Linked DNA regions of Homo sapiens: region 2 is linked to region 1. Evidence: chromatin contacts called from ENCODE Hi-C data. All regions are on one chromosome and are shown on one strand. The core of a region is the stretch at or near the end of the contact, and the rest is flanking DNA. Distances in the headings are between cores, read along the strand shown. Region 1 overlaps ADARB2 (adenosine deaminase RNA specific B2 (inactive)). Region 2 holds the start of ADARB2-AS1 (ADARB2 antisense RNA 1).

The links. Hi-C counts contacts between places; a loop is a spot of excess contacts on that map. Pooled maps may share reads with other maps.
Region 2: a pooled map shows a loop between it and region 1 (7-fold over the local background). The contact joins the promoter of ADARB2-AS1 here to the enhancer-like site in region 1. A Hi-C loop is called at or near these places in 1 of 37 single-sample maps with no recorded cell type and 5 of 50 pooled maps.

Annotation. Positions count from the first base shown.
Region 1 is chr10:1,487,392-1,493,446 of GRCh38, forward strand. The region is part of intron 1 of ADARB2 (adenosine deaminase RNA specific B2 (inactive)); the gene reads right to left. Among named protein-coding and RNA genes, the nearest start is that of ADARB2-AS1, 36 kb to the right of the region's middle. RefSeq lists an enhancer at 1,688-1,737 and a silencer at 1,880-2,046. Within about 2 kb of position 2,545, at least 3 of the 41 ENCODE cell types and tissues checked have a DNase peak (open chromatin) inside an H3K27ac peak, as active enhancers do.
Region 2 is chr10:1,523,216-1,529,270 of GRCh38, forward strand. ADARB2-AS1 (ADARB2 antisense RNA 1) reads left to right here and starts at 3,415. Exons shown (of 2, transcript NR_033387.2): 1 at 3,415-3,684. The region is part of intron 1 of ADARB2 (adenosine deaminase RNA specific B2 (inactive)); the gene reads right to left.

The DNA of each region.
Region 1 (6,055 bases), core at 1,295-3,794:
TAAGCTCTTGCTGGTCTGGGAGCTGGACTTCTTTATAGCTCTTGAGGGGAAGGAGAGGAGGTGCCTGCTGCTGAGTGGAGACCCTGTGGGCTCACCCATGCCCTGCCCTGACCTGCTCCCGGCCCTGGGTTGTGGGCGAAGCTATAGCCTCACACTTCATTTTGGGCCAAGGGTTAGGTGGGGTAAATAAAGGTCATGGAACATGACTTGGGATATCTGACTTATTCCTAAAGTGTAGTTGGAATAAAGCAGGAAGAAAAGAATATAGACATTTGGGAACGGACATGGTTTAGGGAAAAAGTTTAGGTATTACAAAATGTGCAAAAAGATGTTTGTTTTGCAATTTATGTTTTCAGGCTGGTGTGAACTAAATACAGATTGACAGCTCTGAAGAACCAAGAGTGGTCAGAAAAACAAAAGTGTGGTGGTAGCTCTTCACCTACTGGGAGTTAAAAACACGTGCCGCGGGTGTGAGGAGAGCTTGGCATGATTCCACAGAGGAGGAAGAAAAAAGGAAACAAACAAACAAACAAACAGATGAAAGGGAATTTGTTGAATTTACAATGAATTAGAGTCTTTCCATTGTACTAATTTAAAAGTTAATATATCAGCTTCAAATTTTTCATAAATTGTGGTAATTTCCAAGAAGGTCATCTACATGTTTCTTGGTTTGCTTTGAGAAAGCACTCAATATAAAGAATCCATTCCATTACTTTTTATGTATTAAAATCTCTCTTAAGCATCTGACTATTTCATAATTTATAAGCTAGTGTAGACTTTTGAGGCAAGCATTTTCTTTGAAAAGATACAGACATTATCTCAGATTTGGCAAAGAAAAAAAAAAAGGATGTACAAACATCCTACAGTTGGCACTGCCTTTTAAAGCACATCCAAAAATGACCCACAGCAAAGTGACAATGGTAATATTTGCTCACATCACATGAGCAGGTCTGAGTAGCCAATGACCTGTGTCTGGGTTGCTGGTGTGATGTATTACAGTTTCTACAATTTGCTGCAGGCAGAAATCTTAATTAAGGCCTTTCCTAAAGAGTGACCTTCAGGGAGGGCATTACTGAATTGGTGTGAAAATAGACAAGTGGCCAAATTGCCCTGGTGGGACGGTGGAGAACTTGGATATCTCTCTCCCACCAAAGAATGGGCTGTGCTGGATATAGGCCAGGCTGCAGGATCAATGATCAATGATCAATGAGCCCTGCACCCCATGAAATAGCCTAACACTGGGGAGACGTGAAAGGGAGGACTTTTCTTTTTGGCGAATGCACGTCCGCTCCTCACACTGGAATATTCTGCATCTCCCTGCATGCATGTCTTCTCTGTGAATTCTGGGCCTGCGCGAGTCTGAGAAGAGCAATGCTCCCTAACAGCATACGTGTATCTGTGTTTCCTCGGGGGAAAACGCTCGCATATCTGCGGTCCTTGACGATATCGTCTGACAGGTTTTAGAAGGAGATGGTTTCTTCTTGGTCAGCAAACCAGGATGAGATGGGAACACATTCCGATCTGATCAGGGAGACCTTATACAGTGTTTGCCCTCCTTTTTGAGAGAAATTGGAAGGCATCCTCCACTAAGGTGAAGATGGATTGTGCAGCTTCAGGGGGCACAGGCTCCTGGCCGGGTGCCAGCAAGCGCGACTGCGCACCTCGGATCAGTGAGGCTTGCTTCTGCCAGATTTCTCGCGGCTGTGTGAAGTATTGCAGCCAAATGTCTCTCAATTTGCTCATTTCTTGGCCAAAGTTACTCCCTGATACTTAAACTCTAAGACATTGATCAACTTCTCATGCACTTGTGGAGGCCCACGGATGCATCTGACCTTCCCTTTCAGCAAGGCGTGACCGTGCCTCTCTGGGAGCTTCTGCACCGGATGCACCTGACCTTCCCTTTCAGCAAGGCGTGACAGTGCCTCTCTGGGAGCTTCTGCACCGGATGCACCTGACCTTCCCTTTCAGCAAGGCGTGACCGTGCCTTTCTGGGAGCTTCTGCAATCAGGGCAGTGGATCTACCCAAGTCGTCTGGTCACAGTTCTCAGTATCCTCTGATCTAACATTTTCCTGTGAGTCCAGAGGAACAAATACCTTCACAGCCGCCACTTAATGTGTTGCCCATTAGTAGCGGATCCGCAAGTCTCGAGCTTTCTGTTTGCATTAGCGGAAGAAAAACAACAAAGTCAATCTCAGAGTTTTTTAAACCACTGGGAAAACTATAAAGATGGCAAATGCTTTTGAGTAACAATTATTAGGCAGAAGACACCACGGTTATTTCAACCTGCCTGGTCTTTAGGTAAGACGAACTCTGAACTTCTCAAACCAGCACTTTCTGAAGCCTAGAAGAAGAATATGTAAGGAAGAAGAGACTCCAACACAATTGTATACAAGAAATGCTGGATGAGGGATCCTAATAATTAGCATATTAGGATCAAACACTCTTGGGTGTCTCTCTTGGGTGAAATATCTGGTGAGCCTGAATGAGAGGGGGTCAAAATACTGTGGGATATTTAAATTAAAATGTCTCCATACACCACATACTTTCATATCATGAGGGTCTGTCTAGGCAAGCTGCTGCTACAGGTGCACGGACAACAAAGACCTCAGCCTTGCAGCTGACTGACAATTTTGTGATAAACAGAAGCACACGTTAGCTGTCAGGTAAGTGAGCCTGTGCAAGATGCTGTCATCAGAGAATACATGAAAAACCAGGAGGCCCAGGAGAAGAAGCAACACTAACAACGGCCTAGGAGAAGAAGCAAGCCTAACGCCAGCCCCTTTAGTGGAAGGCTTCACCCAGGACTTGCCTTGGGAACTTGCCCTGGAGGAAGAGTAGGATTCCACCACTCAGAAAGGCAATAATGGGATGATAATAGCAGGCAATAGTATACTATAGATTATATGGAAATAATAATTAAGAATAGTAGGTTAAATGTTAAGATAACCTTATATCTGAAAGCACTTAACTGTTTACAAGGTAAGTTCCAATATATTAATTCAAATGACCACTGAAAAAATCCTCTGAGGTTTCTTTTACTACTGCTTTTAATTTTTATTTTAATTTAATTTTGTTTTTCTGAGACAGAGTCTCGCTCTGTGGCCCAGGCTGGAGTGCAGTGAGACAATCAGGGCTTACTGCAACCTCTGCCTCCTGGGTTCAAATGATTCTCCTGCCTCAGCTTCCCCAGTAGCTGGGATTACAGGTGTGTGCCATCCTGCCCAGCTAATTTTTGTATTTTTAGTAGAGATGGGGTTTCTCCATGTTGTCCAGGCTGGTCTTGAACTCCTGACCTCAAGTGATCTGCTCTCTTTGGCTTCCCAAAGTGCTGGAATCACCCGCCTGAGCCAAGACAGCCAGCCTGCTATTGTTTTTTTAAATAAGCCGTTAAATGGCTCACCCAAGACAATATACACATGAAAGTAAGAATCCAGAGCTGAACTTGGTTCTCTGTTTCCAAGGACCATACCCCAGTTGTCTCATGAACTACATACGTCAGCAGATAGGATGCCATGTCTAAGCCTTACAGGATTACCATGCTGAAGGAAGAGGACCTTGAAGTCCACATCATGGCAGGTGCTTCATATCTCTTAGGAACAATGAAAAAGTAACTGGCCAGAGGAAATGCCTTCTGCAGTCCTCACAATTTTATAATTTCTTTTTGTTTATGTATTTATTTAATTGTTATTATTTTTTAAGAGACAGACTCTTGCTCTGTGGCCCAGGTTGAAGGGCAGTGGCATGATCATGGCTCACACAAGCCTCAACCAGGCTTAAGCAATCCTCCCACCTCAGCCTCCCAAGTAGTTGGGATTACAGGTGTAAGCCACCACACCCGGCTAATTGTTTTTATTTTTTGTAGAGACAGGGTTGTGCCACGTTGCCCAGGCTGGTCTGGAACTCCTGGGCTCAAGCAATCCTCCCATCTTGGCCTCCTAAAGTGCTAGGATTACAGGCATGAGCCACCGTGCCTGGCTTATTATTTCTTTTTAGGAACCATTTTGAAACCTTTTATTTAACTGGAGTTTTACAATCTTACTGACACCTAGCATTTGTGTGCCTACAGAATGTTAAGAAATCCTGATAACTCAAAAAAGCCCATTCTTTGTTTCACCATTTTGTCAGCTCTAGAGTCATCCTGCCTGACAATTAGCAGGGCCAATTCATAAGGAGTCCCAAAACCAACACACACTGTTTTTGTGGAAATTAAAAATGGAATAAACAAAGTCAGATGTAATGAGACCCACAGTCTGGAGAAAATCCTACCCCTAGACTTGACAATGAGCCTGCCATAACCTACCTTTCTTTATGTTTTTGTGTATACATGCTACCCCTCAACAAGGCAAGGAGCTTGTCTGTAGCAAGATTTCAGAAAAAAAGAAAAAGAAATCAGAGTGGAAAGACCTTTCTGTCTCCGCTGTTCATGGCTGAGTGATTCGCCTCTTTGAGTTGTAGTTTCTCCTGTTAAAAAGTAGATAAATTTCCCTTGCTTGTCTAACTGGATTGTTGTAAAAATCAAAGGAGATAAGACAGCAGAAAGCTACTTCTAATTTGTAAATTGCTACAAAATGAGAGTTATTGTTATGTATCTCTCTTGGCCTTTAATAGTTGTTGATAAGATCATTTTTGTGATATAAGCATCACTCATTTGTTCTATAACTCTTCATTGAGTTTCTGCTTTTTGATTTAGGGAACTGAGTAGCTGGCAAGACAGGGAAGCATATAGTTTAGTGGCAGAAGGCAGAGTGAACCATCAATAAGTGAACAATAAGCGCCACACAGAGAAGTAAAACTAAGTAATGGGATGAGAATGAGAATGGCTGGGGGAGGGGCTTCAGAGATAGGGATTGTTATGTGTTCAACGGTGTCCCACCCAGAAAATACATGTTGGTGTCCTAACCCATGGGACCTCAGGATGTGACTGTGTTTGGATATTGGGTCCTAGCTCGTTAAGAGGAGACCCCACTGCGGTAGAGTGGGTCCATGGTCCAGTATGTTGGTGTCCTTATCAAAGAGAGTCGTGAGGGAACACAGGAGAGTACCACGTGACGCTAAGGCAGAGATTGAAGGAGCAGGAAGGATCATCCCCTGCGGCCTTCAGAGGGAGTGCAGTCCTGCTGACACCTTGATTCTGGACTTCTGGCTTCCAGAACTATGAGAGGATGGATTTCAGTTGCTTTAAGAGCCCAGGTTTGCAGGACTTTGTGTTGGCAGCCCTAGAAGGCTAATAGGTGGTCCAAGAACACCTGTCTACAGGTGCAGCATTTCACCTGGGACTCGACTAAGGAGGGAGGCAGGGATGCAAGTCAGGGAGTGTCCCGGGTGCTGGGGGACCCCGGCCTTCTGAGTCTCACAATCAGAAGGTGGGCAAGACAGCTGGAGGGGAGCAGGTAGGGAAGGAGGTGGGAGACGAGGCCAGGAGGGAGAGCAGGGCTTTGTAGGGGGAGGTGATGTGCTTGGACTTCATGCCAAGTACCATGAGAGGCCTGGGAGAGCTTTAAACACAGGTCGCTGCTGACACGGAGCTCAGGCCTTGATGCCAGCATCTAATCCCCACGCACTTGCCGAGCAAGGCCACACGAAATGCTCCCAAGAAGGACTGTGACTTTAAAACCCTAAAAGGGACAGGTCACAGCACATTTTTAAAGTTTGTGACATGACATTTTCTGTTGCTATTCAATAGTTGTAAAAATGCTTCATCAGAACTTTTAAAGCATGCAACAGCCACCACCTAATGTACACTTCGATTAAGTCAGTGAAATTGGCTCCAGACTCAGAAATCAAATCAGGATTCCAATTTTTGGCAACATAGTATCTATCATAGTATTTTATTTTTGCTATTGGATAATGGAAGTATTTATGCTATTTATAAAGTATTAGGTGGTGCAGGTTACAGAAAAATTTAAATTCCTAATTTTTAAGTGCTAATTTGCAGTCAGTAGCTTTGTTCCATCTTTTTGTTTATTTCTTTGGGTATATTTTTGTATTAAGTAGATATAGTTTAGTTTCAGACCATGATAGATTCAGGTCACAATAATGAATACATAAAGATTC
Region 2 (6,055 bases), core at 2,165-4,664, 37 kb after region 1:
TGACAAATTAATTAATAATGATAACAAATGGTTATCTACTTAGATATGTAACGTAGGCAGTGGAAGTAATATTTTATCCGAACATTAGAACCAAGATTTTGTGTAAGTGCAAGAGGACATAGTCTCCACCCCACTGTGTTACAGATCAGGAAGTTGGAGGTGGCTCGGTTACAGGGTTAAGTTACATGCACGTCACGCAGCCCTGAGCTGGGGAAACCAAGAACAAAGCCCCTATGCTTGCTGGGCCATCCCACCCCCTCACATTAGATTTGCTTAAAGAACCTGCCAGAGGCTTCGTCTGGAATAGCACCTCGGTCTCATTCATCTCTATCACGAGTTTCTGCATTTTGACCATGAGCCTGTTCCAACATTTCAGATTCTCCACTCATCATTAAAATAACTTTATTCCAACCTTGCAGCTTCCAAATTAATACTGACTCTTTCCTTATCAGAAACAAGCAATGATTTAGAGTATCACTGAAATAAAATCAAAATGTTTTACCTTGAGGCTTAATTCTCTCTAAAATCTAGTCAGATGCTCCCCATCCCAGTTTCACCATTATATCAGCACAAATCTTGAACATTTCATTTTCTAATCTGTCATCCTTTTAATCTCCTATTTTATAAATGCTCTTTTCTGTATAAATGGCCTGCATATTATAAACAGTATTGAATAGCTTGTTTCTTTCTCTAATCAACCTGATCTGTCTACTCAATATCCACCCATGCATCCATCCATCCATCCATCCATCTACTCATTCATTCACCTATTCATTTTTTAATTAAGCATTTCATTAATTTATTCAGCACTTACTATATTCTAGACAGTATCCTGGGGATATGAAGATAGATAGATAGATAGATAGATAGATAGATAGATAGATAGATTAGAGAGAGAGAGAATAGATGATAGGTAGATAATTCTTTGTCACTATCTTTAAGGTACACAAAATTTTGTAGGAGAGTCTGAGACATACAAACTTCTTATAATACAATGAATGTATTTGGTGCAATAGAGCAAAAATAGGGTCAGGACTTTATGACTACTAAGCCTCACAGGTGTTTTGATGCCTATGGAATCACCACATATAAGTCCCACTAATTCAGTCGCCATTTGTGACTAACGTGTCCAATACTCAGTAGGAAAGATATAAAAGAAAATAATTAGAGTTCCTTAATATCTCTTTGGTCCACCAGCAGGCATCCATGTTTGTGATCTTCTGGGCAATTTTCAGACCTGCTGGCATCACAAGTTCCTCCAACCAGACTTGGATAATGGGTCAATCAGCAAGAAGCACTTTTCCTGAGCCCAAGTTCTAAAACCTCCACAGCAACAGCCCTAATGAAAAATGTAGTATCTCCCACTTCTCCTTTCTATTGCCTTTTTGTTTGGTTTTCACAGGAATCTATTTCTGAGTGTTTGCTGTAGGCAGACACTTTCCTCATCTCCACCTTTGATTACGAGAACAGCACAGCCCGGTGGCTGCCCGGGGGGAGGTGGTAGGCAGGGTCAGAGTGCACACGCGCGTGTGTTCATGTGTGCTGTGTACAGGTGCTGTGAGGGTCCAGGAACTGCTGGCTATCACAGTGAGCGGTGACACAAAGGCCTGTAATTCTATGTTGAGAATAATATTTCCAGCCTAGAACTAGCAGTCTGGCTGGAATGAAATACACAGAAAATAGTCAGGATAGTCCAATCTATGTCTGAGCCTCCAGATTTAAAGATAGTTTATATCCACAAATACATACTGCTATGTCTTTTTACCTTTCCATTTTCACAGCTAGCTGCCAATTTAAGTAAGCATCCTTGCTTTAGTTAAGGGCTTTAGTAATAAAATAATAATAATAACTTCACGAACAGGAAGAGATTCTATAAATCCTGAGTTTCATGCCAGGAAACCACCCCAGAAAACACTTTTTGTACTAATAGCTGTAAAAAAAGGTCAGGTACCTGACTTAAATAATTGCTTTCCTTTTTGTATGTTTGGGGGAGGAGGAATTTCTGGTTCTACTTGTAACACGTGCATATGAGGTTACACAAAGATTTCTTTCCTGGAAAACTGGAAATAAGCATAATCAAAACTGTAAAATGATCAAATACTGGTGCAATTATTTTCTTCAGGAATCTCACGATTTCATCTGCGGGAGTGGATCTGAAATCTAAAATCTGAAAACATTTATTTCACTTTATGATTCTTTTTATTCCACATTCTTCTCTAATTTTTTCCTTGACTGAAACATTGGTATCTCTGTTTCTCATGGTCTCTCTTCGCCTCAGCCGTGCAGTTCTGTGGGTATCTAGGGGGCCTTTTCAGTTCAAAGTACATCAGCAGCCCGACGCTGGTGGTCCACGTTTTCCTGTCGGCTCTGTGGGTTGCATCTGTGTCCTGTTACCTCGGAGGGGTTGTATGTGCGTCCTGAGAGGAAGACAGCCTGGGAAGACAGGGTGGCTTGCAGAAGACGCCCACCATTTGCACAGAGCTAGCCGAGGCAGCTGGCCTGAACATGTGTGCATGCGTGTGCGTGCATGTATGGGTGTGTATGTGTATGCTCATGTGCTTGTGTGTTTATGTGTGTGTATGTGCGTATGTGAGCATGTACGTGTGTGCGCATGTGTATGTTCATGTGCTTGTGTGTGTGCGCGTGTCTGCGTGCGTTTATGTGCGTGTATGTGCATGTGTGTGAGCGTGTATGCTCATGTGCACGTGTGTCTGTGTGTGAGCACGTATGGGTGTGTGTGCGTGTGTGCTTATGTGCGTGTGTGCATGCATATATGTGCATGTGCATGTATGCACGTGTTTGTGTATGTGTGTATGCGTGCATGTGCATCTGTGTTGAGGGGCTGTTGCTCAGGAAGCGAGGGACAGGGCATGTCCTAGGTAGAGACAGCTTTCTGGGGAAAGCCTTGTTCTAAGGCAGCAGGGCGGTCTTGCACTTGCGCGGCTGCTCCTGGGATTTGGAAAGGACACAGGTGGGAAGTTGGAGAGATGGCCTGGGGCAGGTGGGGTAGGTGGGGCAGGTGGGGCAGATGGGGCAGGTGGTGCAGATGGGGCAGTCATTAACGAGCATGCCTGGAACCCCATCCCTAGTCTTGTAGAGGAGGCAAGGAGCTGTCCAACTGTCTCTTAAGAGTGGCACAGTCAGTGCTATGGTTTGGAGGTTTGTCCCCTCCAGATCTCATGTTGAAACGTGATCCCCAGTGTTGGAGGTGGGGCCTGGTGGGGGATGCTGGGGTCAGGGGTGGATCCCTCACGATTATCTTGGTGCTGTCCTCCTGGTTATGAATGAGTTCTTGCTCTGTGTGTTGCAGTGAGAGCTGATTGGTAGGAAGAGCCTGGCCCCTCCCACCGCCTCTCCCACCACGTGATCTCTGCACAGGCCGCTCCCCTCCCCATCGGCCACGAGTGAAGCTTCCTGGGGCCTCACCAGATGCAGATGCTGGTGCCACGCTTCCTGTACAGCCTGCAGAGCCATGGCTGCACAAACCTTTCTTCCTCATAAATCACCCAGCCTCGGGTGTTCCTTTCTAGCAACACACACGGACTGAGCCGGATGACATGAAGCAGCTGTTCCCGCCTCCTCCTGGCACCTCCCTGACTCACGCACTTGGTGCGTGGAGGGGTCGTGAGCGGGCACAGGCAGCCACTTCGCTGCTTGCCTCATCAGCCTCACAGTTCCCCACAGGTGAGTCCTGGCATAGAAACATCCCCTGCATCTTAATTTGCATTTGTTAATAATTATGTGAAATAGAGAAAATAACTTATTTGTGCACAGCTCTGACTTCCAAACGAAACCACTCCAGCTTTTTGGAAGCTTCCGCATTTGGGGATGATATTAACCAAGTGACCACAGACGAGAGAGGCACTGCCCTTCTCTTTAACCCAGAAACTGGTCAGGAGCCTGAGGAGAATGACAAAGGGAAAGAATTCTTACAGGAACTTCTCCCTCCGCTTCCCTCAGTTTAAAACTACAGTGCTCGCCACAGAATCTCACTTCCAATTCCTTGTGGAGAACTGCTTCTTGTACTTATCGCATCCTCATTTACGATATGACTCTGCTAGTATTTTAAATACATGTCTAGCGTTCCTTATAGAGACATTCTCATCCCCACATAGATCGGTGGTTATGAGGGAGTTTTCTTTCCTATGCCTAGGATTCTGTTTTGATGATTTTTACGGGGTTTGCTTACAGTAGTAACTCAGCAAACTGCCTGATGATATTTAAAAACTTCTTCCTCCTTGATTTTCATTTTAAATCAAGCAAACACAATAATCCACAAAAACTAAATTAAAATCAATGCCCTTAACATGACTGGCAAGAAGAATGCTGTTTCTGTTGTAAGAAGACTTGCTATACATAACAGGATGATTAGAAAGACTTGCTGTAAAAAGACTTGATATACATAACAGGATGATATACATAACAGGATGATTAGAAAGTTAAAAATATAATATTGTGAGATGCTATTTGGTTTGGTAAGACGGGGGTCAGATAGTCTATCAGAATAATTTTCTTCCGTTTGATCACACATCTCATCAGAGGAGCAGGAGAGCCGTCCAGCGTGAGATATTTGAAGGGGTGTTGGCAAGAACATCAGATGGACGACAGGGGAGAGGGGCCCAGCTGCACGGGGAGAAGCCGATGAGGGATGGGTCTTTGCTGTCATCAACATTCATAAATTTATCATTCTGGATGCACAAATTAAAATTATTCACTAAGCAAGAATGCCATTGAACTGAACGTTATAAAAATCCTGGAGTAAGTAGAAAAATGCCAGGCTGATATATCTGTGCAGTAAGAGGCATATAATTCTGCCTCCATCAATAACAGCCCCCACACTTTATGGACTCCCCTCTTGGAGGTGGCTGTGAATAACCCGAATGCATGTGCAGCCTCTCGACAAACTCGTGTCCGCGGCTGTGGGCTACGTTCTCGCCAATGGCTGTGTCTTCGGCCAACACACCTGAGCTTACTGCATTAATGTTACTGTGCGATACAGCAGCTCCGCGCCTCCTGTGAGTGCCCGTGTTCACTTCCTAAACTGCTGGTCTACCCAGATTTTTAAAGGGACATATCAAATACTGTTCCTCCATTTCTGGTTCCTTTCAAGCTGCGTTGGTATCGATGTTTGGAACCCCTGGCCACATTTCATATTTATGTAACTGATCTGACAGTGCACGTGAATCTATGAGCAGTTACTTATTGAGTCCCTGCTGTATGTGAGGCTCTCAGGAAGGACTTATGGATGCGCCAAAGTACTGCTGATGATAATGGTGTGAGGAACACACTTTTACTCCTGTTTTATAGAGGTAAACCGTGGTATAGAATTTCACGTTACTTGTCTGAGGTCTTTGGTCATCCCAGCAGCGCCCGGTGTGAGCCCTCTCAAGTTCTCCATGGTTTTCCCATCACCCACACCCCTCCTGTCATGCTGGTTGATGGCACTCTTGCCCGTTGGGTGAGAAAGCCCTTTCCTGGACAGGTGATGCCCTTTGTAGTGAAAACAGTTAGATGCTGTCATGTTTGGTCAGAAGCTGAACCACAGATTTTAGAATGAGGCAATGATGGCCTGAGAGGGAAGTGGATTCTGTTGACACCAGCAGAATGTGTGGAATTGGGATTTTGAAAGTGTATTTACCCAGTGGCATGTGGTCCCAAGCGGGATCTGCCCTCTATGAGCTCCAGACTGGACTCGTCCTGCCCCTGTGGTCTGTCCCTTCCTAGGTTCCCACGGTTCTCTCTTTCCCCACAATGTAGCTTTGCTTTGGACTAGTTTTTGGGACAAGATGTTGCTTGTGAGGTGGGTCTGACTGCAGGAGCCAAGCAGCACCACCCCAACAAATCCTCCAATCAGTCCACCCACCATGCCCAACACCAATCCTCCAATCAGTCCACGCACCATCCCCAACACAAATCCTCCAATCAGTCCACGCACCATCCCCAACACAAATCCTCCAATCAGTCCACGCACCATGCCCAACACCAATCCTCCAATCAGTCCACGCACCATCCCCAACACAAATCCTCCAATCAGTCCACGCACCATGCCCAACAC